Regions from separate parts of the Homo sapiens genome. Here regions 1, 2, 4, 5, 6 and 7 are each linked to region 3. A link is a loop called in an ENCODE intact Hi-C map of the cell type or tissue named here. Cell type or tissue: heart right ventricle. All regions are shown on one strand.

Region 1 (4,000 bases), 160 kb before region 3:
CAGTAAAACTCTGCCTCAAAAAAAAAAAAAAAAAAAACCACCATGAAACATGTAACCACAATATAAACCCAGCAACTGCACTAATGGGCATTTATCCCAGACCAATAAAAACATGAAAATCTGTACATGAATATTTATAGCAGCTTTGTTCATAACAGCTAAAAACCATGAACAGGGGTTAAGGAGGGGTGACAACAGGAGAGAAGTGGGTGTTGCTATGATGGAAATATTCTGTATCCTGACTGTATCAATTAAATATTCTGGTTTTGATATTATATTATATTATAGTTTTGCGATATGCTACCATTGGGGGAAAATGGGTAAAGAGAACATGGGATCCCTATATTATTTTTTATAATTGCATATGAATCTATAATTATTTCAAAATAAAAGTTTTAATTTTTTTTTAAATACAGTATTTTAAGTGTGCTCTCCAACATCAATAATATCAAAGTCAAAGATCTCTTTCCCAGGAATTCACAATCTAAAGCAGACAACACACAAAAGTTTTAGTAAGTTTACTTATAATTTTCAAATAAGTGTATGAATACGCACAGTATTTGGGTATTGAAGTACACAGCGTGTGCTACTATAGAAAAGCATGTGAGTGTCTAAAAAAATACACTAAAACTCAAATGTATGCTAGCGTGCAGGCATAATACTTTAAAGTTTTCTTGAAAACATAAGAAAAGCAGCACAACAACAAAGCCATTAAGAAAATTTAAGATATTTGGCTGGGCACGGTGGCTCACACCTGTAATCCAAGCACTTTGGGAGGCCGAGGCGGGCGGATCACGAGGTCAGGAGATCGAGACCATCCTGGCTGACATGGTGAAACCCCATCTCTACTTAAAATACAAAAAATTAGCCGGGCGTGGTGGTGGGTGCCTGTAGTCCCAGCTACTTGGGAGGCTGAGGCAGGAGAATGGCATGAACCCAGGAGGCGGAGCTTGCAGTGAGCCGACATGGCACCACTGCACTGCAGCCTGGGCGACAGAGCAAGATTCCATCTCAAAAAAATATATATATATATAAGATACTTTGTTATACAATATAAATAATCTATAACCAAGATTAATCAATTGTTTTAGATTCTTTTCAGGTTGTAGTATTTATTATCACTTAATAATTTAAGTTTATCATTTTAAAGTAGATGATTTCTTCAAGTTATTTATTTTTCTGGATTCTGATTACAACACCATGAGCTGGCAAAACAGGAGTGTTCACACGCAGTTCAAAATAAGTCATGTACTTCATCTATGTACCACAATCACCAACTTTTAATCTTTGTATCTTTTAATCTAAAATACAACATTAATGCAGTCAAATAAAGCAAGGTTTTACTTGTAAATAATATTACAGCAAAACCACCATTACTTTTGCACCAACCTAAAATATTTAAAACAAGCTTTAAAATAAACATCTAGGTTTAATCTGGTATGTCTCCTATAAATCCTTCTCTTTAACCCATTTATGCCTAGTGTTCCATTATTGGAACGCTAAGCTTACAGGAGTTATTATTTTCCTACTGCTCAAGGTCATCGCCAAGGTCTGATTTTTCACAAAAAAAAAAAAAATTTGCAACCTCCAGCATAGATGGGTTAATAAACACATTCATCTATGATTCATTTAACAAATTATGGCACAAAGTACATTTTAGGTACTGTTCTAGGCTTAATACAGCAATGTATAAAACACACAAAAACTCTACATTCATGAAGCTTAAATTCCAAGGTGGGAAGACAGACAATAAAATAATAAGCAAAAAAGATACATGTTAGATGTTGATCAACTCCATGAAAAAAAGATACAGAGGTTTGGGACTGCAGGGGTATAAGTTACATGAAGGGTGACTGTTACTATGTGAGATAGATGTGGAAGGCCTCACAACAGTGACATTTCAGCAGTCTCAGTGAAATGAAACAGCAAGCCATGCAGATATCTAGCGATAAGAGCTCAAAACAGAGCGAACAGCAAGTATCAAAGTCCTGAAGAGAAAGCATGCTTGTCATGCTCACTCAACACCAGAGAGGGCAGTGTGGCTGAAGTGGAGAATGAGGAAGCAGACAGTGGTGGTAAAAGGAAGCCAGAGAAACATAAAGACCCCCCCATAACCACAGGCTTCTTGCAAACCTCGAAAAGAGCCCTACAAAATCTGTTCACATAGTCACTTTGGTAACATTGGCAAAAGTAAGGTATTTTAACCATAGATAGTTAAGATTACTATCATTTTACATTCTGATTTCTCTGTCACACTTCACCTTGTGATGAACAGCACTAGGTTTTGGAATCCAGCTTGCTAGTAGAGTTGAGTTTAGCAAGATATATTGAGTTTGGGTTTAGCATGATATATTCATTAATTTACTTTCCAGTTGCTTTTAGGTATAGAACATTGATTCCTAGTGGCTCATTAAAAGAGTGGCAACCAGGCACGGTGGCTCACGCCTGTAATCCCAGCACTTTGGGAGGCCGAGGCGGGCAGATCACTTGAGGTCAGGAGTTCCAGACCAGCCTGACCAACATGGTGAAACCCCGTCTGTACTGGAAATACAAAAATTAGCCAGGCATGGCAGTGTGCGCCTGTAATCCCAACTACTCTGGGGACTGAGGCAGGAGAATCGTTTGAACCCAGGAGGCAGAGGTTGCAGTGAGCCAAGATCATGCCGCCGCACTCCAGCCTGGGTGACAGAGCCAGACCCTGTCTTGAAAAAAAAAAAAAGAGTGGCTTCCAGGAATACTCTACTGTCTACTGTGCCAACTTACCCCGTCAATGACACAAAGGTGAAGAACCAGAGGCCATAATGATATATAGATACATCCTAGGGTGCCAAGCCCTGAAAATATGTGGGTAATGAAAAAGAAATAAATTTAAAATGCACATGGCTAAAAGACAGATGGTTAAAACTTCTACCAATCATCAGACATGCAATGTAGTAAGCAGAAGATCTGACTCTTATCAAAGCCTAGCCAAAATCCAACTTATCTCCTGTCAAGGAAATGAAGTGAATACAATTATAATTATTATAAATGCAACATAACTTTGTAGGGTTTTTTCCCAATGGAAACTGTACTACAGAAAATTTTTTAGAATGCCTATGTTTGAGAATCACTACCTGTATCAGTATTCAAAAAAGGTGACTGTGTATTAAGTAACATGGTTTTAACTATTCCAAATATGAATAATTATTAAAGCATATGTGATCAATAATGCAAGAAGAAAGACTGAAATATCTTTTTTATTTTCTCTGTATAAAATGATATTATAGGCTGCTGGGGAGGGCAGGAAAGCCGCACCCACCCAGCAAGGGCTCCGTGACTGGGTTCCCAGGACTGTCGAAGGAAGGTATAACTGGGTGGGAGGGTGGGTAGCTTATGCTCTCCAAGACTGCCTTTCCAAACTCTTTGACACCTAAGAAAAGGTGAACAAGTTCTATTTTCAAGAGAAGATGGCTTTTAACAGTTTTGAAGGATCTAAAGCTGTGTATCTGCAGACATCAATAAGGACGAAGAATTTGTAGAAGAGTTTAACGGATAAAAAACTTTTGCTAGTTTTCCAAGTAGTAGTCCTGTTTCAGCATCAACACTGGCACAAGTAGGTTTTCTTTATATTGGTGAAGGAGACACCATGTGGTGCTTTAGTGGTCATGCAGGAGTAGAGAGAAGGCAATATGGAGACTCAACAGTTGGCAGACACAAGAAAGTATCCCAAATTGCAGATTACCAACGGCTTTTTTTTTTTTTTTTGAGATGGAGTCTCACTCTGTTGCCCAGGCTGGAGTGCAGTGGCGCGATCTCGGCTCACTGCCAGCTCCACCTCCCGGGTTCACGCCATTCTCCTGCCTCAGCCTCCTGAGTGGCTGGGACTACAGGCACCCACCACCATGCCCAGCTAACTTTTTGTATTTTTAGTAGAGACGGAGTTTTACTGTGTTAGCCAGGATGGTCTCGATCTCCTGACCTCGTGATCTGCCCACCTCAGCCTTCCAAAGTGCTGGGATTA
Region 2 (4,000 bases), 340 kb before region 3:
AGGAAAAATTTAGCAAGTGTCTTAAAATTATGGCATTGCTACGAACCAAAATTATTTACATTAAACAAAATTATAATCACAATTCTGAACCAATCTATTTTTTAAAGACCTCAAGACAAACAAATACTTTCAGTTTTTTCCCTTCTACAAACATAGTGAAAAATATGAAAACAAATGTTTTCAATTAAACAGAATCTTCGAATCAACATTAATTTCTTTTCTTTTTTTATTTTTTGAGATGGAGTCTCGCTCTGTCACCCAGGCTGGAGTGCAATGACGCGATCTCGGCTCACTGCAACCTCCACCACCCAAGTTCAAGCCAGTTCTCTGCCTCAGCCTCCCAAGTAGCTGGGATTACAGGCGCCCGCCACCACGCCCAGCTAATTTTTGTATTTTTAGCAGAAACAGGGTTTCACCATCTTGGCCTGGCTGGTCTTGAACTCCTGGCTGCATGATCCACCTGCCTTGGCCTCCCAAAGTGCTGGCATTACAAGGCGTGAGCCACCGCACCCAGCCCCATTAATTTATTTTCAAATGCATATTGGCATATATGTCAGTAAAATAATATAGCAATCTGTTTTCATATTGAACAAAATGAGCAGCTATTCAAAACTATAACAGGCTAAAATTTTTCATAAATTTATGCTTATTTGATACCAAAGTTAAATAAAATATGCATCTCCTAGTAATGGAGCAAAAACAACATTTTGTAAGCTTTTCCAAACTACTATTCTCTTTTTCTTTTCTTTTTTTTTTTTTGAGATGGAATTTCACTCTTGTTGCCCAGGCTGGAGTGCAATGGCACGGTCTCGGCTCACTGCAACCTCCACCTCCGGGTTCAAACAATTCTCCTGTGTCAGCCTCCCAAGTAGCTGGGATTACAGGCACCTGGTACCACACCTGGCTAATTTTGTATTTTCAGTAGAGACAGGGTTTCACCATGTTGGCCAGGCTGGTCTCGAACTCCCGACCTCAGGTGATCCACCTGCCTCAGCCTCCCAAAGTGCTGGGATTACAGGCAGCCACTGCATCTGGCCAGAAGCTACTATTTTCTGATTAGCTGAAGACTTATAGAGTATCCTGACCCCCAAGAAAGAGAAACATTTAATTTCAAATACTCCAGCTTACATCCTCTCAAAGATTTTGAACTTAATCTGTGGTATGAATAATAGAAATTGGGAGAGTCAACACATAATGGAATCTTGCTAGCCCATAGAATGGTATTAGAAAAATAAAATATTGGAACAAAAGTAACATGAGAGAATTATATTATATAGATTAAGAAACCAAGGCCCAAGGAGGTTAAGTGATCAAATTGTAAATACATCCCAATCACCTAACTGTCTGTACCTGCTGAAGTCTCAACAGTGAAGATGAAATATTACAGACAAGTAAAGGGATCTTGGACAATATAAAAGAAAACACAAATCACCTAAATGAAGTAGAGAACAATGGTCTTCCAACTGGTTTTATGCAAAGACTTTACAAGGGACAACAGGCATGGATAGTTTTAAAGAAACCAGTGTTGGCCGGATGCGGTGGCTCACGCCTGTAATCCCAGCACTTTGGGAGGTCGAGGCGAGTGGATCACCTGAGAGTCAGGAGTTCGAGACCAGCCTGGCCAAGATGGTGAAATCCCTTCTCTACTAAAAATACAAAAATTAGCCGGCCATGGTGGCTCGTGCCTGTAATCTCAGCTACTTGGGAGGCTGGGACAGGAGAATCGCTTGAACCCGGGAGGCGGAGGTTGCAGTGAGCCGAGATTGCATCATTGCACTCCAGGCTGGGCAACAAGAGCAAAACTCCAACTCAAAAAGAAAAGGCAAAAAAAAAAATGAACCAATGTCCAGTTGCTCACTTCCACATGTTCTCCTATCTAAACATGATTTGCCTGAGTGTGTACCATTGGTCAAGACTTCATGCTGGCTTCTCTTATCCACCTCCCCTTCATAAAAGCTTTTCACTTTAGAAATATAATTCTTGGTCCCCACTCCAGACCTCCTGAATTCAGAAATTCTAAGTGTGGGGCCCAACAATCTCTGCAACTTGTGTTTTAACAAAATCTCCACAGGATTCTTAAAAATGCTAAAGCTTGAAAACCACTGAGCTAAGTTATGTTGCAGTAACAAAATGTCAATGCCTTTTAACAAAAAAAGTTTATTTTCTGCTCACGCTACATGTCAAACAAGAGTTAGCTATGGCTCAACTACGTGAAATCTTCATTTTGTACCTTAGGGTAACAGAGAAACTTTATCTGCAAATGCTGATTGTCACAGCAGAGAAAAAGAACAAACATAGGAAACTGTGTTCTGACTTAAAGATTTTGCTCATAAGTATACATAAATCATTTCCACTCATATTTCTTTAGCCAAAACATGTCGTAACTCCAGGCATGATGTCAATAGGGAAGGGAAGTATAAAGTTTCTCCAGGGAGGGGCAGCAAAGGTTTTTGAACAATAACACAGTCTACCATACACGCCAAGTATATAATTGTTGAAGATCAACTGTATTTGTTTATATTTAAGAAAATTCAAAGCACAATTTCTTTTTCTTCATAAAATACTATCAATAGTCTTTTTCACAATAACTTTTTTCACTTTAAGTGTGATAATATTTAAAATCTTTCTGGTACTGGTTTCAGAAATAGGATAGTCTACAACACATCAATTAGTATTTTACACTATATGTGAATACATAAACGTGTTTGTCTGCATGTGTCCCCAGTGCCTAGTACAGTGCATAGTACATGAGTAACTCAAGAAATATATGTTGAAAGAAATTTTTGTCCATGTAATCACTGAAAAAAACTGCATTTTTATATTAACTATTTCTATTTGGGTGCCAAGTTTCTTGTAGTTGTTTCTTTGACAGCAATTGTAGGGTTTTTTGTTTTGTTTTGATTTTCCATTTCTAAAGAAATTTGTTTATTTTACATCAAGTACCTCTATACTCATTAACAACTCCCAGAGATCATCCTTAATATAAAGTTCCATTAGTTTCTTTATATTGATAATGTGCTATGAATTTACATTTAGACATAAACATACATACTCTAAATAGGGGCTTCCAGTCTTTTCTTAATTAGGAGCTATTTCTTAATACCACAAATGAAATGGAACAGTGATTATAGTATGAATTTATCAAATCCAAAAGGCAGGAAGGCGGATACGGCTGATAGGCATGTTCATCACGCTACCAGGAACTGAAATCCAGCAAAAGAGGTGAGACCATAAAGTCTATAGGTTGGAGTGTTGTTCACCTTTACATCATTTATTCACTCCTTCACACAGTTAAGTATTTCATAAGTATTTATAAAGAGTTGACAATGTGCCAGGCAGGTTGCAAGTGCTGAGGACAGCCATTGCCGATGGCTTCAGGAATTCACAATCCAGAAGGTATAGGTACAATCAAATAATGATATTACATTATAGAAAGTACTTTAATATAAAGTACACAGTGCTTTAGGAGCACAAAGCAAGTGTGTCTGACATTGATTTTGGTGTCATGAAGGCTGTTCAGAAAAAGACATTTAAGGTGCTATAAAAAAGAAGTAGAGGAAGAAAGCAGGGAGGAAAAATACATATAAGACTTAGAAAAAAGAAAACACTGGATATTCTGAGAACTGAGAGGTTTAATATGACTGTAACACAGAGACATGGAAACCAAATGGAGAAAGACTGGCACATGTCACACCATGCCAAAAACGAATTTGAACTTTACTTCTAAAGCAAAAGGTCCTGCTACTCAGAGGAATGACATAACCAGACCTATGTTTAACAAAGATACTCCAGGTTTGATGTTCATGACCTATTACCAAATCTCACTCCATTGTTTATTTTTAAATTATAATCTCATTTGGTACTATTTGTTTAAACTTTTTAAATGACAGCCTACACGCTGAATTTTTGAAAGCAACTGATATTAATGCCATCTAAACATATACTTTGTTCTTTATTTTAAAAGATTAAACCACACATTAACTTTAAGACATATTTTAAT
Region 3 (4,000 bases):
TCCATCGTGTGCCAGCCACTGTCCTGGGAAGGCACCGTAGGGGACACAGATAAATAAGACATAACCTTTCCCTCTAGAAGTTCGCTGCAGCACACTACGTGCCTCCCTCTACCCTCCTTCCCACAAAGGATCAATGCTACTAGTCCTATCACACTTACTATGTAATTTCTTCCTAAGTCCATAGGTCTTGTGGTTTAGCTTGAATAGAACAGTTTCTGAGTACCCAGTGTAATGGGCAAACAGTTCCTAAACTGCTGTCGTCTCACCATTTGACCCCTCAAAGGACACATCTGCTGATGTAAATATGTAGGGAAGGTGGAGGGAAGAAGAAAAAGAGAGAAGTGAGGATCCCAAAGACCATAACTCATTTAAAACTTGGTCTGCCCATCAAAACCACCCCCAGAATTCAGAATGTAAAATATAAAAATTGAAACTTACTCATTATGTGCCATCGGAGGTATTTAGTCAAAATTCAGCATCTGACCACCTTTTCTAGGCCTATGTTGATTTACAATATTTGTACCCAGTAGGTCGTTTATGTAGGTGTGTTACCTTGTATCCTCTGAACCTTCTTCTCTTACTACTGTTGTCATAATTGTATAAATACAAAGAGATTGCTCTATAGAAGTTAAAAGAAGTACAGTACATGGTCAGTCCTCCTCATGTATCCAGAGTGAAAAGGATAAATGTGTGAATAAACTTGGCAGAGAGTTGCCTGCAGGAGGTGTAGGGCAGTGAGTGGCTCAGTGTAACTGGAGCCTGAGATTCTTGGAGTGGGAGGGAAGGTGGGCTGAGGCCAAGTTATGAAAGGCCTTGGAGGCCGTATTCTCTCCTGCGCTCAGCACAGGGGAGTCGGCAAAAGTTTGAAAGCAAGGAAGGTTCATGTCCCTGTTGGTGTTTTTACATAGCTTGCTCTGTCTGCCGTGTGGACTGTGGGCTGGGAAGAAGGCAAGCAGGAGACAGGAAGACCGGTTTGGATGAGAAACCATGAAGGCCTGAATGAAGGTGGTAGCAGAGAGATGGAAAGGAGGGGGTGATTTTCAGAGAAGCCACAACAAATTGTGTCCTCTGTAGCTCTGGTCAATGAGCCGAATCTTTGCTTTCTAAAATGCCAGTGTTTCAGAGGCAAGGAGTTTCTGTTTGCTCTGCACACCCGATACAGCACACCCCTACGTTGCAAACTAAAGATAAATAACGCCAGAGGCCACGGCAGCTTGCAACACTGACCAAGTAGCCCTGGAGATCTTGAGTTTCACTGCATTCAGACTCCCCCTTGCAGTCCGAGGGTCAGCATGACACTGTTAGTGGAGGGGACAGGGTCCTTGGGAGGAGAGGGTAGCATTTAGTTGTTTATGTAGTGCTAAGGGGCCCCACCAGCTCTTCGGGACTCAGAGTTTTCTAACACGACTTATTTCTTAGAGTAGCCGATTCAAATTTCATAGTAAAGGTTTAATTTAGGACAAACTGAATCCAAGTCATGTCTCCCATGTAGATTTTGTTTCTTGACACAGTTTTCTTTGCTAACTACTGTGAATTGCCTAACCAGATCTACAGAAAACCATATCATGGGCCCACATTTTTTTCTAATCCTCTTCCTTTTAAATCAGAAATTCAGTATAACATTTTTCCATAAGTGAATGAGAGAACCACTTCCTAGCATTTTTGTGTGTCCCCCCCACCCACCCCTTTAAAAAAAAAAAAAGAAAGAAACAACAACAGACCTTCCTTTTGGATTTACATCAGCATTTAGCTAACTTCCTGAACATTTCACCCATTTCCTGAACTTATTCTCAGGAAGGAAAAACATCCTCCTTCAGAAATAAATGCAAATAATCCCAGAGATTATTTCTATTAAATAAATAGTGTAAACGCAATGGAATTTCCTGTAAGATGTATATTTACCATGGATATTTCAATAAAAATGTATTGTGATTCTGTAAGACTCATGATATTTGCAGGTAGTCTGAGGAATTATAATCTTTAGTAGCCATTCAAGAGCTAAGTCCTGAACATTTGCAATTTTTACTCATGTTAAAAAATATATATATATATATATATATATTTTTTTTTTTAACTGAGAAATAGGAACACTGGAAAAATTATTCTCCTGAGGTCAGTGTTTTTTGAAGCTTTGTTTCTTTTAAAAGAGGGCTCTAATGACACCTAGTGGTGAATACAGGCAGAACAACTTTAGGACAGACTCAATGCAGTGTCCCTGTAATTAGAATTTTTTGTTTATGTGTTTGCTTGGGAGAAAACACACTCCTTACAAGCACTTCTTAAGTACCCTTAATGCCCAGGAATCCTGAGAAGTAGTGACATGGAAACGTTTCCCTTACGTGTTTCTGGCGATGTTCTCTTCTCTTGATTGATGATTCCTCAGAGCCTGCCCACCTCCTAGGGCTAAACTGGCTCAATTTTAAGAATGGATGAAAAATGTGAAGCTCTGCAGAGGAAAAACATCAATACATCAAGTGAGAAATTTCCCTATATTTTTGAGAAGGCCTCCTCCCATTTGGCTATCTTTTAATGGAGAAGCATGGTCCTTTTCTGGTGTATATGTCTTACTGACTTTTTAAAGGTGTACTCTAGGCTGACTGCCTGTCGTTTCTGCTTTACAGGGGCCTTCTTAGGTTCTCTAGTGTTTGGCAGTGGCTGATTTTTAAAGAGAGAGGTGATAGGGATCTCAGAGAGGCTGCCCTCACTCCAGCCCCACCCCACCCCTACCCCCAGCCCCTCGGAAGGCCATCCAGGACAGATGACTATCTGGCCTCCTTGCACCACCCCCAGGAAGGAGCTCCTTAATCCATCACATCGGCTGATATTCTTCTTTATGTCCAAACCCCTCAGAGTGATATCCAAGACCCTCAGGTCTGGCTCTTCCCCTCTCTTCCAGCCACATCATTCCTCTTCCTCAGACACACCCTATGCTCTAGCCAATCCCAGCCACTTCCAGCTCCTCCTGTTCTCAGGCTGTTTCAGTGTTCTCTGCTCCTGCATGCTGGACTCCTGAGCCAGGAGGCTCTTTCACTCCGTGGCCCTTCTGCTCATTCTTCAAGTCCCTGAGTAAGTGTTTCCTCTTCTTCTTCAAGTCCCTGCATACACGTTTCCTCTTCTGGGAGCCTCGCATGATCCAATCAAGCAGAGCCTGTAGCACCTTCCTTTAGGGCACCTCTGAACCTAGTTCAAACATCTGTAATTGCATGTGTTATATTACATTATATTGTTCTTGTTTGTTTCTCCTCTAGATGTGTTTGAGCTTCTCAAGGGCAAGAGCTGTTCTTGCGCCCAATGCTGGTTCGGGTGCTCGACAAATGTTCACTGACATCCTGGCAGCAGCCATTTGTGGCACTGGATTGTTGCATTTGGCTGCAGTGTTTTGACAGGAGCAAATTAGGAGTGGGGCAACTAGTTCAAGGTAGTGTTGACAATGAGGGTTAGCTCTTTGAAAATGTGCAGAACCATTTATTATCCCAAATGACCTCAGCTTTCACACCACTAGGAATAAGGTGCTTTCACAAAAATCATCTCTAAGTTTGTGTCTAGTTCTAACACTGGAAGATTCTGTTACCAGAAAGGGGTCCGGATCCAGACCCCAAAAGAGGGTTACTGGATCTCACGCAAGAAAGAATTAAAGGCGAGTCCATAAAGTGAAAGCAAGTTTATTAAGAAAGTAAAGGAATAAAAGAATGGCTACTCCACTGACAGAAGGCTTCTGGTTGCCTATTTTTATGGTTATTTCTTGATTATATGCTAAACAAGGGGTGGATTATTCATGCCTCCCCTTTTAGACCATATAGGGTAACTTCCTGACATTGCCATGGCATCTGTAAACTGTCATGGTGCTGGTGGGAGTGTAGCAGTGAGGACAACCAGAGGTCACTCTCATGGCCATCTTGGTTTTGGTGGGCTTCAGCTGGCTTCTTTACTGCAACCTATTTTATCAGCAAGGTCTTGATGACCTGTATCTTGGCTGACCTCCTATCTCATCCTGTGACTT
Region 4 (4,000 bases), 99 kb before region 3:
TTTCACAACTACCGAGGAGTAGCAACCAAAATTTTCAAATACACAGATGTAAGGGTACAAGGCCACATGAGATGGAAAATTTATCCTCAATAAGTACTTAATCTTGTTGGAGATATAGTAGTAAAACACAACTCTTTTCCTGAACACCCCCAACCTACCTTGTTGGAGTAGGAGAACCTATGTTTCTATTGCTACCCTGAATGTCCCTATCATAGACTATAATCCATAAATTGTCTAGGCTATTGATATAACAAGTATCAGGCATTCAACAAATATTTGTTAAGTGAATGAATTAATGAATGAAAAGTGCTATGGATTTTCAGAGGGAGAAGTAGATAGCATAAACTCTCTTTCCACCTATATCATAATCCTCTCACAGCAGGAACAATCTTTTCTATAGTTGTATATCAAGAGCTCAATAATGTTTGTAGATGTTTTATTTTTTACAAATCTGAGCCTTATGCAGTGAGCCGTGATTGCGCCACTGCACTCCAGCCAGAATGGCAATACAACAAGGCCCTGTATCCAAAAATAAAAAGAAAAATTCTGAGACATAGACTGGCCACAGTGAATGTGGAAAAGCAGATAAACATGAATCTTTGCCAAAGAAAATCAAGGAAAAAATTTCCAGCTCCAATAACAATTACTGGCCTCTACTCTAGATCTTTATTATTCAAAGTGCAGCCCCCACCATCAGCATTACCACGAGTTTGTTAGGAAAGCAGAGGTTCAGGCCCCACCAGGACCTAATGAATTAGAACCCCCATTTTAACATAATCCTCAGAGGATTCCTAACATACATGAAAATGTGAGAAGCATCAGTCTATACAATAAAAATGAAATGGGTGCCTGCAACCTCAAACAAAGTCATCACCTTCTCCTGTGTTATCTCTGAAATACATAATCAGACTTTTCAAGAAGTACTACAGATACAGCCATGACACACTTTCAGGAACATTAGGGTATAAATCTAAATTACTTCAATGAGAAATAATAATTGATCATCTGCTGAATATTGAAACTTTTAGAAGACATACAAAAAATATGATCTGTCTTCTTAGGACACAAACTGTAAGGCAAGAAAATGAGACAATGCACTTCAATGGCCAAAGTAATAATAAATCTTTAATATCAAGGATAAGATTATTGAAAAAAAGATTTTGCGGAGAACATTTAAGAGCATCTTTAATAGTCCTCAGTGTTACATATACATACTGCCAAATATTCCCTATTAATTGCCCTGTATGTAAAGTTGTGTAACAGAAGGTCCTAGGTGACACAAAGTCAGATGTCCTAACCAAGTTCACTGACTGAAAGACTGGCATCACCCTTTAAATCACCACACACAATCTCAACCCAGGAGTCTGTTCTGTGAACTTGCAAAAACACTTGCAAAACCCCCAAATCACAATCCTGTCATCTCAAAACTGAGTCAAGATCTGAGGCCACAGGGACTTAGGGCCAAATATGCCTTCTTCATTAAAAAAAAAAAAAAAAAAAAGCAAAATAAAACAGGGGAAACTAGATGAGGAAAGATTGCAGGTCCTTCTCATAGCCTCGCTGACCTACAAATACCTCTCCATCACAAGGCAGGCCAGAGGAAAATAAGGCTGGTCTTTGAATTAACGTTTTTAAGTGTCCTAAACTTAATTCTAAAAGTTGGGAGCCATCCTCTTCCTAGCAACAGGCATTCAGATGACAGCTCAATCTCTAATTCCCCTCCTCCTTCTCCCTTGCAGGAATTGGTATATCCTTCCCTTGCGACCTCCCCCTTCCCCCTACCGACCCCCCAAAACACTCCGACCCCTCCAAAAGAGAGCCCGACACAAGGCAAGTCCCCCAGAGCCCCTCGGGAGCACCAACTGCAGCCCCCGGCCCATCTTCCAGACTAAACTCGCCCTGCGGGACGGGTGACGGGTCTCACCAAGTACAGAGGAGCATAGATCTTCAGGGACTCCTCCAGGGCGCCCCCGGTGATCTGCAGGAAGGAGACCCGGCAGGAAGGGTGCCAAGTGTGGCCGATCTCATAGCAGTTATGAGGGATGGACTTGCTGAGGGCCGCCATGACGAGGAACAGCGCGGAGAAGACAGGAGGGGGAGAGCCTGAGCCCTGCAGGGAGGGGCGCGAGAGCCCAGCCGCCAGCCTCTCGCCCGGCCAGCACTCGGAGGTGCGGAATGGAGGGGAAAGGTCACGAGAGCGGGGTTACTCTGGGCCAAAGTCCTCGGATGTTGAGCGCTCGGCGTATCGCAGCTCAAGGGGGCGGGACGCGCACCGGGGAGGCGGGGAGAGGCGGCGCGTGCGCGCTCCCTCAAGAGGGCATCCGCTGGGGCGCGTTCCCGCGCGGCGGCGCGGCTGGGTGAGCGGAGGCAGAGAGGATCTTCGCACCCAGAGCCGAGGCTGTACGCGAGGGAGCGCAGCTCGGGGACGAGCCGCCTCCCCACCCCCGCGACGCCGTGCCCGGCTCCGGGGCGCAAGCGCTATGGCAGGTGCGCAGTAGGGGGTGGCTTGGGTCAAATTGTACTTCAGCTTCCAACTGCAAGCCAAGTAGAGCGGAGGGTAGTGGAAGAAAGGGATTAAATGTCTTTGTTGGGAGCTGGTGGAGGAAGAGGGTTGCCAGAGGAATGCCTGGGACAAACGTCCTCCCCAGCACCGGGAGCTTGCCTTCCCGAGAGTCCCAGGTAATAAACAGCTAGGGCTGCCTGCTAGTTGCAACTAACTACCCCCAAGTGCTGGGCTTTCCAAGCTCTGTGATACCTGCGAAGGCTTGAAAAGTCTCAGCTATGTTCATACCCCGACCGTGTGTGGGGAAGGGCAATAGGTCATCCTGTCCAAACCTTAGGCCACGGAGCAATCCTGTCTACAGCATCTTTGATAGGTGCTTATCAACCAAACAGCACACACAGTAGAGGCGGCAGTCGTGTGTTAGAACTCAGACCTGGCTAGGGAACTTGGCCAACAATTAGCAAGACAAGGGTCCTGTGTTGCTTGAGTCATATAACCCCTCTGTCAATCTCCTCACATGTAACAAACCTGCCAGTTTCTTTGGATTTCTAAATTCCATAGTCTCTTAAAGCAGAAACGAACTACCTTTAGAAGAATTCCATTCGAATCTTCTAGTCTTCATTCATTCATCTACAAATATTTACTGAGTCATTACTATTTACCAGGCACTGTGCTAAGGAAACAAACAGAAACAAGAGAGACAAGATTTTTATTTTCACGAAGCTAGTATTCTAGAGGGAGAAGACAGAAAATAACAAAGAAAACTGAACAAGATAATATCAGATAGGTGTAGTTGTTTGAAGAAAATAAAAGAGAAATACTCAGATGAAAAGTCCAAAACAACAATGGCAAAAAGATAAAAGTATCTTTCTCTCAGGTAAAGGTAGGCAGTCCTAGAATAAAATGGTGGCTCCATAACGATTAGGGATCCCAGCCTCTTTGTGACAGTTTGCTATGCCATCTGCTACCTGTGATTTCCACCCTAACTTAGAAAATAACATGACATCAACATGCTAGCCAGGAAGACCAGCAAAAGGGGAAGAGAGGCCGGGCGCGGTGGCTCACACCTGTAATCCTAGTACTTTGAGAGGCTGAGGCGGGTGGATCACTTGAGGTCAGGAGTTTGAGACCAGCCTGGCCAACATGGTGAAACCCTGTCTCTACTAAAAATACAAAAATTTGCCAGAAATGGTGACACGCTCCTGTAATCGTAGCTACTCAGGGACTGAGGCAGGAGAATCGCTTGAACTCAGGAGGCAGAGGTTGCAGTGGGCCAAGATCACACCACTGTTGCCTTGGCAACAGAGAGAGACTCTATCTCAAAAAAAAAAAAAAAAAAAAAACGGGGGGGCGGGGGCGGGGAGAAAAGGGCATACTTCCTGTTTTTAAAAAAACTTCCCAGAAGATCCATACAAACTACTACAACTTACGTTCCTTGGACAAAGCTTAATCACATGGCCACACTTCATTGCAAGAGAGGATGGTGAATACAATCTT
Region 5 (4,000 bases), 350 kb before region 3:
TCCGTTTGAGGTAATCAAGTATACAGCCCATGATACAGAGTCAGCTTGGCATGTAAAGAGAAGCAAGTAGATTACTGTAGCTGGAGCAAAATAGGGGAGGGAAGTAGCGGTAGGAAATGAGGTCCTAGCAATCAGGGTGGAGAGAGGGAGTGGTCTACATTCCACATAAGCCCTTTAGGCAACGTAAGAACTTTGGGAGGTTCTCATCAGAGGAGTGGCAAGATCTGTCTTAAATTTTAAAAGAATCACTTGAGGCCGGGGACGGTGGCTCACGCCTGTAATCCCAGCACTTTGGGAGGCTGAGGTTGGTGGATCACCTGAGGTTAGGAGTTTAAGACCAGCCTGGCCAACATGGCGAAACCCCATCTCTACAGAAAACACAAAAATTAGCCGGGCGTGGTGACAGATGCCTGTAATCCCAGCTACTTGGGAGGCTGAGGCAGGGAGAATCGCTGGAACTGGGGAGGTGGCAGGAGGCAGAGTTGGCAATGAGCCAAGATCACACCATTGCACTCCAGCCTGGGTGACAGAGTGAGACTCTGTCTCAAAAAAAAAAAAAAAAAAAAAAAAAAAAAAAAAATCACTTGGCTGCTGGATAGACTTACAGGAGGGCAAGGTTAGAAGCAAGGAAGCAAGTTAGGAGGGGAACGATGATTGTGGTCATCTAGATCATAGTTGTAGAAGGTGGAGAGAAGTAGAGCTGACTGAAATTCTCAATGGTTTAAACGTGGAGTAAAAGAGAGGGAATTTACAAATTACTGAAATAATTTTTGGTTTGATCAAACGGAAGGATAATACGGCCACTCATTAAAGTAGGGAATACTAAGCACAAACAGTTTCAAGGAGAAAATCAAAACTTTTGTTTTGGACATGTTAAGTTTAAAATGTGTGTTAACTAATTAAACGGTAATGTTGAGGAAGCAAGTAACTGGCTGTACAAGTCTGAGGATTAAGGGAGAGGTCTGATTTGTTTATATGTAGTATTTAAATGCATGAGACTAGATACAATCATACAGGAAATAATTGTAAAGAAAATGTCCAAGGACTGAATATATTTTGCTTCTCCACAACTTATAATGCAGAAAATCTCTTCAAAGGAAGAAAAATAAAAATCCATTTATCCTAATCACATTCTTTTCTAATATAAAGTCTCATTTTTATTTTCAAGTGCACATAAAAATAATGCATTTAACTCATATATGTAGACTTTTCAACTTAATCTATGCAAATGACAAAATAAATACTGTAAGTCAGTCTATATTTACTGAATCTCTACTTGCAAGGTTCTGCACTAAGGCAAATTATGATATAAAACTGAGCCAAAAAAGACATGGAGGAAAAGAAATATGTTGCATAATAATATCAAAGAACTTAGTAAATACACAAATAACTGTAGAGGTTCAGGTTGGAATCGCATACTATGTACAGGAAAGTATAAAGAAGCTCAATGTTATCATTATCAGGATAATACTCTTGGTCAAATGTTCAAATTTTCAATTAGAAGTGTAAATGATAGTAAAATAAACAATTCTACCCACAAAGATATTTTCTATGAAATTACTTTCATGAGATAGTCATCTTTATTACATTGTACCAGCAGATGTCGCTAGAAAACTGTTTTTGGAAGAATTTGTAGTTCATTGGTGTGACTTCTATAGCAAACACTTTACTGTAGGTTTTCCTCTAAAAACACATTTATAGGGATGCAAAAATGTTACTAATCTTAATTAAAGTACATTAAGTTCTCTCAAGTAAATATCTCGATATTAGACTTTTAATGATGGGTGATGTTCCTATAATCCATTCAATATAAAATGTTTATATTTTATATAAACCCCATTGTTTGGCACCAACACAAAATTGGATAACGTAAATGTGCTGCTTCATTATGTGCTCTCTAATGAGCTGAAAAGAATGAGAACAAACTATTTTGATTTCTAAGATTTTTTTATTGTCTACTCAGTTTTCACTCATTTGGTAAATATAAAAGATGTAAAAGATGTACTTTATAAATCTTTAAAATATTTCTTCGCAATCTACAGAATGGGAGAAAATATTTACAAACTATACATCCTAGGGGGGATTAATATCCAGAATATATCCATGGAATACTATACAGCCACAAAAAGGATTAAATTCTGTTATTTGCAGCAACATGGATGGACTGGAAGACATTATACTCAGTGAAATAAGCCATGAACAGAAAAGTTAAACGCTGCATGTTCTCACTCATATGTGGAAGCTAAAAACAGTTTACCTCATAGAAGTGAAAAGTAGAAAGTAGAACAGAAAATACTCAAGGCTGGAAACAGTAGGGGGAAGGTAAAGATATGAAGAGATGGCTGCACGCGGTGGCTCACACCTGTAATCCCAGCACTTTGGGAAGCCAAGGCGGGCGGATTACCTGAGGTCAGGATTTCAAGACCAGCCTGGCCAACATGGTGAAACCCGTCTCTAACAAAAATAAAAAAATTAGCCAGGCATGGTGGCGGGCATCTGTAATTCCAGCTACTCGGGAGGCTGAGGCAGGAGAATCGGTTGAACCTGGGAGATGGAGGTTGCAGTGAGCTGAGATCGCACCACTGCACCACTGCACTCCAGCCTGGGTGACAGAGCAAAACTACATCTCAAAAAAAAAAAAAAAAAAAAAAAAAAAAAGATATGGAGATATTTGTTAAAGGATACAAAATCACAGCTATGTAGGAGAAATACGTTCTAGTGGTTCTATATCACTGTAGGATGACTATAGTTAACAGTAATACATAGTTTCAAATAGCTAGAAGGAGAATATTGAATATTCCCAATACAAAGACGTGATAAATATTTGAGATTACAGATATGCCAATTACCCAGATCTAATAACTATATATGTATTAAAACATCACTGTATACTCCCATGAATATGTACAATTATTTCTCAATTTTTTAAAAGATAAAATACATTACATACACACAAAATGTGGTCTCAGAAGAAGGTGCAGACAATATGGAATTTTTTTCCATTGCATGTCTGTGATTGTAATCACGTTTTCACAATAAAGTTAATGTGTCAATTTTTACATAAGAAAAATATAAGCATCTAAAACAATATTACTTGTTTTATTTACTTATTTATTACTTCTTCCTCCTCACCCCCCAAGATGGGATCTCCCTATGTTGTCCAAGCTGGTCTTAAACTCCTGGACTCAAACAATCCTCCCACCTCGGCCTCCCAAGTAGCTGGGATCACAGGCATGTGCCACTGTGCTTATATTACGCATTTTAAATAAACACCTAAAAAATGAAAAAAAGTATTTCTTCAGAGGCAACGCATGGTGTAGTGAAAAAAATCTTGATATGAGAAAGGATACAGATGCTACTCATAACTTCTCTACAATCTTGAGTAAATCACTTAACTTTAGGGCTCAATATCCTTGTATATAAAAAAACTAAAAGTAAATGACTACCATAAATAACTGGCTGATTAAATGATTTATAATTCTGAAATTTCATCATTTTAGTTAATGGTAGCTTTATTATTAAAAATCACAATGGAAAAACAGAATGAATTCTTCTCAATCACTTATGATGTAAAAAGAGAAATGATCTCACTAGCCCCAAGAATAAAACCAAACATACAAACAAAACTCTGAATTTGTGTTAAGATTACTAGTTGCTACTAAGAGTATTATACTTGCTTATCATTTTATAAAACTTATTGAGGTGGAACTTCTTCATGCAAAGGTTCAAAGAGAAACTTTTCAAGTTTCAAACTTGGTCTTTCAAGACCAACTACTGGGATAGATATACACTGCTATAGAAAGACCTGTATGAAACACTGTTAAGTAAAAGAAGCAATTCGATATACATAATCTGATTAATGATAAAATATTATTGCTATATTTAGCATTGGTGCTAAAATATTAATAGTAAAATATAAAATGCTGTTTATTATTTACATATGGCATTGTTACAGAAAGTCCTCTAATAGGATACGTATAAAACCAAACTGTGGGTAGTG
Region 6 (4,000 bases), 480 kb before region 3:
TTGGATGCTCAGTAGTGGGATTGCTGGATCATATGTAGTTCTATTTTTAGTTTTGTGGTGACTATACTAATTTTTCCATAGTGACTATACTAATTTACATTCCCACCAACAGTGTAATACAAGAGTTCCCTTTTCTCCATGTTCTCACCAGCATCTGTTATTTTTTCTTTTTAATAACAACCATTCTAACTGGAGTAAGATGATATCTCATTGTGGTTTTGATTTGCAATTCCATGATAATTAACAATATTGTGGTTTTTTCCATATACCCATTAGCCATTTGTATATATTCTTTTTTTTTTTTTTTTTTTTTGAGACAGAGTCTTGATCTGTCACCCAGGCTGGAGTGCAGCGGCACAATCTCGGCTTACTGCAAGCTCCACCTCCCGGGTTCACGCCATTCTCCTGCCTCAGCCTCCCCAAGTAGCTGGGACTACAGGCGCCCGCCAACATGCCCAGCTAATTTTTTGTATTTTTAGTAGAGACGGGGTTTCACCGTGTTAGCCAGGATGGTCTCGAAATCCTGACCTTGTGATCCACCCGTCTTAGCCTCCCAAAGTGCTGGGATTACAGGCGTGAACCACTGCACCTGGCAAGCCATTTGTATATATTCTTTCGAGAAATGTCTACTCATGTCCTTTGCTCACTTTTTAATGGGATTATTTGGTATTTTACTGCTGAGTTGACTTCCTTGTATATTTTCAGTATTAGTACCTTGTCAGATGAATAGTTTGCAGTATTTTTCCCATTAAACAGGTTGTCTCTTCACTCTTGATTGTTTCCTTTGCTCAGCAGAAGTTTTTAGTTTAATATAGTCCCATTTGTGTATTTTTGTTGCCTGTGCTTTTGAAGTCTTAGTCATTAATTTATATGAGTTCATTTTTATATGATGAGAGATAGGAGCTTAGTTTTATTCTTTTGCATATAGATATCCAGTTTTCCCAGCATCATTTATTGAAGCAGGTGTCCTTTCCCCAGTGTATGTTCTTGACAATTTGGTCAAAAATCACTTGGCTTTATTTCTGGGTGGATTTATTTCTGGGTTCTCTATTCTGTTCCATTGGTCTGTGTGTCCATTTTTATACCAATATTGTGCTGTTTTGGTTACTACAGCCTTGCAATATATTTTGAAGTCAATGTAATGTGATGCCCCTAGCTTAATTTTTTTAATTTTTATGTTCAGGGGTACATGTGTAGATTTGTTATATAGGTAAACTTGTGTCATGGGGGTTTGTTGTACAAATTGTTTCATCATCCAGGTATTAAGCCTAGTATCCGTTGGTTATTTTCATGTTCTCTCCCTCCTCCCCACCCCCTGCCACCTGTTGATAGGCTCCAGTGTCTGTTGTTCTCCTCTATGTGTCCACATGTTCTCATCATCTAGCTCACCGTTGTAAGTAAGAACACGGGGTATTTGGTTTTCTGTTCCTGCATTAGTTTGCTAAGGATAATGGCCTCCAGCTCTATCCATGTCCCTGCAAAGGGCATGATCTCATTCCTTTGTATGGCTGCATAGTATTCCATGGTGTATATGTACCACATGTCTAGTCTATCATTGATGGGCATTTAGGTTGACTTCATGCCTTTGCCATTGCGAATAGTGCTGCAATGAACACACACATGGATATGTCTTTATAATGGAGCAATTTATATTCCACTGGGTATAAATCCAGTAATGGGGTTGCTGTGTCAAATGGTATTTCTGTTTTTAGGTCTTTGAGGAATTGCCACACTGTCTTCCAAATGGTTGAACTAATTTACACTCCCACCAACACCATATAAGTGTTCCATTTTCTCCACAACCTTTCTAGCATCTGTCATTTTTTGACTTTTTCCAATAGCCATTCTGACTGGTGTGAGATGGTATCTTGTTGTGGTTTGATTTGCATTTCTTTAATAAGCAATGGTGTTGAGTTTTTTTTCATATGATTGCTGGCCACATACATGTCTTCTTTTGAAAAGTGTCTGTTAATGTCCTTGGCCCAGTTTTTAATGGAGTTGTTTGGTTTCTCATAACTTTAAGTTCCTTATAGATACTGGATATTAGACCTTTGTGGGATGCATAGTTTGCAAAAATTTTCTCCCATTCTGTATGTTGTTGGTTTACTTTGTTGATAGTTTCATTTGCTGTACAGAAGTTCTTAAGTTTAATTAGATCCCATTTGTCAATTTTTGCTTTTCTTGAAATTGCTTTGGCATCTATATCATAAAATCTTTGCCTGTGCCTACATCCTGAATGGTATTGCCTAGGTTGTCTTCCAGAGTTTTTATAGTTTTGAGCTTTACATTTAAGTCTTTTATCCATCTTGAGTTAATTTTTATATATGGTGTAAGGAAGGGGTTCAGTTTCAGTCTTTTGCATAGTGCTAGCTAGTTATCCCAGCACCATTTATTAAATAGAGAATCCTTTCCCCATTGCTTGTTTTTGTCAGGTTTGTCGAAGATCAGATAGTTGGAGATGTGTGGCCTTACTTCTGGGTTCTCTATTATGTTCCATTGTTCTACATGTCTGTTTTTGTACCAACACCATGCTGTTTTGGTCACTGTAGCCCTGTAGTATAGTTTCAAGTTGGGTAACGTGATGCCTCCAGCTTATTTCTTTTTGCTTAAGCATGCCTTGGCTATTTGGGCTCTGCTTCGGTTCCATATGGATTTTAAAACAGCTTTTTCTAGTTCTGTGAAGAATCTCAATGGTTGTTTAATAGGAATAACATTGAATCTATATTGCTTTGGGTGGTATGGCCATTTTTATGATATTGATTCTTCTTATCCATGAGCATGGAATGTTTTTCCGTTTGTTTGTGTCATCTCCGACTTCTTTGAGCAATGTTTTGTAGTTCTGTTTGTAGAGATCTTTCACCTCCCTGGTTATCTGTATTCCTAACTATTTTGTTCTTTTAGTGGTATTTGTGAATGGATTGCATTCCCAATTTGGCTCTAAGCTTGACTGTTGTTGGTGTATAGGAATGTTAGTAATTTTTGTTCATTGATTTTGTATGCTGAGACTTTACTGAAGTTATTTATTAGCTGAAGGAGCTTTTAGGCCAAAACTATAGGGTTTTCTAGATACAGAATTATGTTGCCTGCAAATAGAAATACTTTTATTTCCTCTCTTCCTATTTGGATGCACTTTATTTCTTTCTCTTGCCTGATTGCCCTGGCCAAAACTTTTAATACTAAGTTGAATAGGAGTGGTGGGAGAGGGCATCTTTGTCTTTTGCCAGTTTTCAAGGGGAATGCTTTCACCTTTTTCCCATTCAGTATAATATTGGCTGTGGGTTTGTCATAGATGCTCTTATTACTTTAGGTATGTTCCTTCAATACCTAGTTTATTGAGAGTTTTTAACATAAAGTGGTGATAAATTTTATCAAAAGACTTTTCTGCATCTATTGAAATTATCATGTGGTTTTTGTCTTTACTTCTGTTTATGTGTTGAATCACATTTATTGATTTGCATACGTTAACCAACCTTGCATCCCAAAGCCTACTTGAACATGGTAAATAAGCTTTTTAATATGCTGCTGGGTTTGGTCTGCTAGTATTTTGTTGAGAATTTTTGCATCTATGTTCATTGAGGATGTTGGCATGAAGTTCTTTGTTGTTGTTGTATCTCTGCCAGGTTTTGGTATCTGATGATTCTGGCCTCACAGAATGAGTTAGGGGTGACACCCTTCTCAATTTTTTGGAACAGTTTCAGCAGGAGTGGTACTAGCTCTTCCTTTTATATCTGGTAGAATTCAGCTGTGAATCCATCTGGTCCTGGGCTTGTTTTGGTTGGTAGGTTATTCATTACTGACTCAATTTCAGAGCTCGTTATTGGTCTGTTCAGGGATTCAATTTCTTCCTGGCTCAGTCTTGGGAGACTCTCTTCAGCCAAGCTTCTGTGTCTTCCCTCCATTCACTCCTGGCACATTCCCTCTGAAGATCTGTTAAAAGCACACCAGTCAACTTAGTCCCTCGGTGGTAGCTGTTTCACCTGGCTGCATCTGTTCAGCCATC
Region 7 (4,000 bases), 480 kb before region 3:
CAAAGCCCACAAGACCCAGTAAACATCCCCTAAGTATTTGTAATTAATGCTATATAAATTAGCCAAAAATAGATCTGTTTGCTAATTACAATGACTAACAAGTCATTTTGCATTTAGTCATTTTCCACATGGCTTCATTTGTCCCTGAAATACCTATGTTTTCAGAGACATGTTAAAATCACTAAATAAAGTTAAGAATTTTTTAACTGCTAAAATAAATAACCAAATATCACCTGAAGAGAAGGACTCTAGAGAAACAGCAAGGGCGTATCTCTGGAGTATCTTGATATCACATTTTGTATCCAGCAACAAGCATTTTCAGCACGTTGATAGCAAGCTCTGTTTCCATTCTGTGTTTGACAAATTTTGCTCCAAGGGAGAGATAGCTGCTTCCTGCCTTTCCCAGCTATGGTGGAACCTGGGATAGCCTGCGGGGAAGGAGGAGCTGGGGAATTTGTGACTCAGGGGAAAGTCAATTGAAAAGTCAGGCAGACAAAGCACCAAGGCTGAGAGGAAAAATATACATGGAAAGCTGGAGTTAGAGGGGAGAGTTGTCCAGACTTTCCAAGAGAGACTGGATCTCCATGCCAGGCAGCCAGGAGGCCACTGGAGACAGCTCTGCTGGGAAAACTCCACTGGGCAGCATAACATGACAGAAAACAGGCTCTCCTAGCCAGAGCCCCATGGTGAATGCCTCCAGCACCTCACCCAGGCTCCTCTGGGTTACACAAGGCCCATTTCCTTCCCTTGTGGCAATCTTGGCAGCAGAGAATGGGACAGTCTCCTGAGCCCCTCAGATGATTCTAATATATCCCAGGCTTTCCATCATTGCCCTTACTGAGAATCATTTGCAACACATCAGTAGCGTGAATCATCAGATCAGTCCTTCAAGCAGGGAAACCAACAATTACGCTTGGCCCTGAGTGCTCAGGGAGGAGGACGCAGGTGCCAGGTTGGCATGAAGAGGTGGAGAGACTTCTCCAGGGGGCTCCATCCTGCCCCTACTTCCATTCTCCAGGTAGACAGCATGTGACTCCCCTTGCTTACATCCTCAAGCTTCCCCTCCCCTTGATTTGCTCCTCTCTCAGTACCTTTCTATTCACTGTGGCATAATTCCACCTTGTCAAAGTCAGCAGAGGAAGGCTGATAGAGAGGGCTCTTTTCTGAGCAGCAGGAAACCTGGCTTCTGGCCCTGGCTCTGTAACTAGTTTGTTATGTGTCTTTGGACTGGTCCTTTTCCCTCTCTAGGCTCGAAAAGAGTTGACCAGGGGACCTCTACAATCATCTAGTCTGGCCCTGTAACAGAATCAGACTGGGTTTGTTGAGTTTTTTTATGTGATTGGCTGGCTTTGTGTTTTGGTGTGTGTGTGTTGTAGAAAAACATTTAATATGAGATCTATCATTTTAACAAAATTTTAAATATACAATATAGTGTCATTAGTCACAGGCACAATGTTTGTGTTTTCATGGTCAAACCATCTACTCATCCATCCACCCTGGAGACCAGCAAACCACGGCGTCCTGTAGGAGCCTGAGACAGCACACTTCTTTCTCTAGGCACCCACTGGTATCACCAAGGTCCCAACCTGCCAAGGGAACAGGAGGACAGAGAAGCAGGATGGGGAGCTTGATGGGAAAGGATCTAGCAGGTCATTCTTCCACCACTAGGTGTCACTGTTCTACCTTAAACATCCCTCTTTAGATTCTCCATCAGAGTAAGCAGTGACTCAAAGCTCTCTTGGATTCTTGGCACTTGGATCTAGTTAGCATCTTTCTTCCTGGACCCTTTCCCCAAGACTCAATACGATTATTTAAATGTGTCTGCCCATCTCCTTTCCCTGCCTGCCAGCTCTCTGGACCTGACCACTGACATAGAATGTGAGGTATACATCTGCCCAAGCTAATGAGCCTAGCCCTTTTCATTTATTCTCATTCAGTCATGAATTTAATGAACCCTGCCATGTTCCAGGCCCCATGCTAAGAGCTGAAGACTCAAAGAAGAAAAGCGTACTCCCTGTCCTCAAGAGTGATAGCCACATGGCTGCTATTCCGTCACACAAGGCCTAGTTCCTTCCACTGTGGCAGTCTTGGCAGCAGAGAGTGGGACAGTCTCCTGAGCCCCTCAGATGATTCTAATACATCCCAAGCTTTCCATCATTGCCCTTACTGAGAATCATTTGCAATGTATCTTTAGTGCAAACCATCCGATCAGTCCTTCAGGTGGGGAAACCAACAATTGCACTTGGCCCTGAGTGGTCAGGGAGGAGGACACAGGTGCCAGGCGGCATGAAGAGGCAGAGAGGCTTCTCCAGGGGGTCCATCCTGCCACCACTTCCATTCTCGAGATAGAGAGGATGCGACTCCCCTTATTCACATGCTCAAGTCCACGTGCTATTACAGACATGTTGCTATTACTTTAACCTAGTGAGAAAGCACTGAAATGAAGGACTCCATGCTGTGAGTATACAGATGAAGGAGCCATCAGGCCTGCCTTGGATAGGTAGGGAAGCTACAGAAGGGTGGCAGCATTTGGCTGAGACTTGAAAAATGCATGGGCCTTGATGGGTAAATCACTGGGAAAGAGTATCCCAGGAAAAAAAGAATAGCATAGGCAAATAGGCCAGCCTACTAAGTTTAAGTAGGTTTTTCCTATTTAAAGACAAACCATATGAAAATCAATTTTGGCCCAATTACCTTGCATGCAAGAAAATGAGGCTCCTGCTCCATTCTTAGATACTATCACCATTTGCTGTCTGACACTGGGGAGCAGAGATGTTACTTTTCATTTTTTGTATCCTCAAAATTGACCACAATTGAAGGTGCACAATATTACATTTTGAGTGAATGAAAAATTCACCTTACCAGCTAAGCTAAGCCACTACAAGACCATCAGATTTTGAAGAGGTTTTTTCCCGAAGGGGAAACTGAGGCATGGGCCCACCAGTAGAAGAGCCATGCATGCCTCCTGGTGCTCCTTGCAGAGCCTGCAGGAGCTGATTCCCTTCTTCCAGGTAAATGAGTCTGCAGGTTTCTCAGGATCAGAGAATTGGCTGCACCTTTTTATTTCCAGAAATTCTCCCTACTCTTCTTTCAGGAACACTGCTCTGGGGGACCTGAGAAACTAAAAATGTAACAAGAACTTAAAAGCTCTGTGTTCTCACCAAAGCTGAATCAAGAGCAGAGAGCAAGGTCATCTATATGCTAATCTCACAATACAGACCCCTTAGACTTTGGCAGAAGAAGTGATTTTTTTCCTCCCAGAAAATCATTATCAAGTATTTGCTTCTGCCAAAACTTATTAGGAGCTTTGGTACCTGATATAGTATACTATATGCCACAGGCGACGGGAGGAGTAGAACGTGCAAGAGACAGGAAGGGAAACGTAAAGGGACAACAAGAATAACTCTGACTCTGAGCAGAATGTTATTAATATTGGCTGTGGAAAGTTTGGTTGTGGGTGTGGGAGGAAGGAGGTCAAGGTAGGCAGAAATAAATTCTGAGTCAGAGAGTGATTGTGTCCTGTCTCTGCCAAAATTCTTCCATAGATAGCCTCATTTCCGATGGAATAAAGTCCAAACTCCTTAGTCCAGCATTTATGGCCACCATGGCCTAGCCCTGACCCATCTTTTCAACTTTTGCTCCCAGTACTTTCATTGCTTGCCTCTCACGCCAGCTGAATGGGCCCATGCACCCTCATCAGAAGGGTCCACTGGGACCCAGCTACTCCTCAGGGTCAGCTCCTAGGGATCTCCTTACAGGCATACCTCAGCAAGCATCCACATTTCCAGATGGACTGTGCTCCCTCATGCCACATTTCCTTTCCTTCTTTAATTGGCAAGCTCCTCTTTAACTTTCAACATCTCTCTTCTTGGAAGCCTTGCCTGATCACACCCACAGTTGAGCTTGAGGACTCTTATCTTGCACACCTTGTACATGCAATTATTATAACTCATGACTCTGTTGAGAGAGTATTAGTGTATCTCTGAACTCTGAGACTGTC

What was found. A loop is a pair of places that touch in the nucleus more often than their neighbours do. Peaks named below come from ENCODE experiments on the same cell type or tissue, not always from the same donor. Only the 100,000 strongest peaks of a DNase experiment are listed, where the experiment ranks them.
Region 1: a loop joins it to region 3, with 2.0 times the contacts of the local background. A loop is called at or near these places in 17 of 110 quality-filtered maps.
Region 2: a loop joins it to region 3, with 8 times the contacts of the local background. A loop is called at or near these places in 102 of 110 quality-filtered maps.
Region 4: it touches region 3 in a loop (3-fold over the local background); 62 of 110 quality-filtered maps call a loop at or near these places.
Region 5: a loop joins it to region 3, with 9 times the contacts of the local background. A loop is called at or near these places in 101 of 110 quality-filtered maps.
Region 6: a loop joins it to region 3, with 4 times the contacts of the local background. A loop is called at or near these places in 61 of 110 quality-filtered maps.
Region 7: a loop joins it to region 3, with 6 times the contacts of the local background. A loop is called at or near these places in 61 of 110 quality-filtered maps.

Annotation. Positions count from the first base shown.
Region 1 is chr11:87,095,720-87,099,719 of GRCh38, reverse strand. All of the region lies in intron 4 of TMEM135 (transmembrane protein 135), which reads right to left. It also overlaps the pseudogene XIAPP2. Among named protein-coding and RNA genes, the nearest start is that of TMEM135, 60 kb to the right of the region's middle. In heart right ventricle, CTCF peaks have their summits at 1,819 and 2,025; no DNase peak of the experiment used is centred here.
Region 2 is chr11:87,280,093-87,284,092 of GRCh38, reverse strand. The region is part of intron 6 of TMEM135 (transmembrane protein 135); the gene reads right to left. Among named protein-coding and RNA genes, the nearest start is that of TMEM135, 240 kb to the right of the region's middle. In heart right ventricle, a CTCF peak has its summit at 2,434; no DNase peak of the experiment used is centred here; H3K27ac peaks cover 548 bases.
Region 3 is chr11:86,937,466-86,941,465 of GRCh38, reverse strand. PRSS23-AS1 (PRSS23 antisense RNA 1) reads left to right here and starts at 2,981. Exons shown (of 4, transcript NR_187135.1): 1 at 2,981-3,066. It also overlaps a transcript of PRSS23 not described here. RefSeq lists an enhancer at 558-1,057. In heart right ventricle, a CTCF peak has its summit at 2,179 (motif pointing left); a DNase peak (open chromatin) is centred at 845; H3K4me3 peaks cover 1,148 bases; H3K27ac peaks cover 3,590 bases.
Region 4 is chr11:87,036,111-87,040,110 of GRCh38, reverse strand. It overlaps TMEM135 (transmembrane protein 135), which reads right to left and starts at 2,177. Exons shown (of 15, transcript NM_022918.4): 1 at 1,925-2,177. The coding sequence starts at 2,065. It overlaps LOC105369422 (a long non-coding RNA gene), which reads left to right and starts at 2,316. Exons shown (of 5, transcript XR_007062827.1): 1 at 2,316-2,487. RefSeq lists a silencer at 2,156-2,545 and an enhancer at 2,202-2,702. In heart right ventricle, a CTCF peak has its summit at 2,104; DNase peaks (open chromatin) are centred at 2,240 and 2,844; H3K4me3 peaks cover 3,075 bases; H3K27ac peaks cover 3,210 bases.
Region 5 is chr11:87,288,096-87,292,095 of GRCh38, reverse strand. The region is part of intron 6 of TMEM135 (transmembrane protein 135); the gene reads right to left. Among named protein-coding and RNA genes, the nearest start is that of TMEM135, 250 kb to the right of the region's middle. In heart right ventricle, CTCF peaks have their summits at 1,399 and 1,599 (motif pointing right); no DNase peak of the experiment used is centred here.
Region 6 is chr11:87,412,599-87,416,598 of GRCh38, reverse strand. All of the region lies in intron 2 of LOC107984361 (a long non-coding RNA gene), which reads right to left. Among named protein-coding and RNA genes, the nearest start is that of LINC02711, 300 kb to the left of the region's middle. In heart right ventricle, no CTCF peak of the experiment used is centred here; no DNase peak of the experiment used is centred here.
Region 7 is chr11:87,419,208-87,423,207 of GRCh38, reverse strand. The region is part of intron 2 of LOC107984361 (a long non-coding RNA gene); the gene reads right to left. Among named protein-coding and RNA genes, the nearest start is that of LINC02711, 300 kb to the left of the region's middle. In heart right ventricle, CTCF peaks have their summits at 1,449 and 1,658 (motif pointing right); a DNase peak (open chromatin) is centred at 1,547.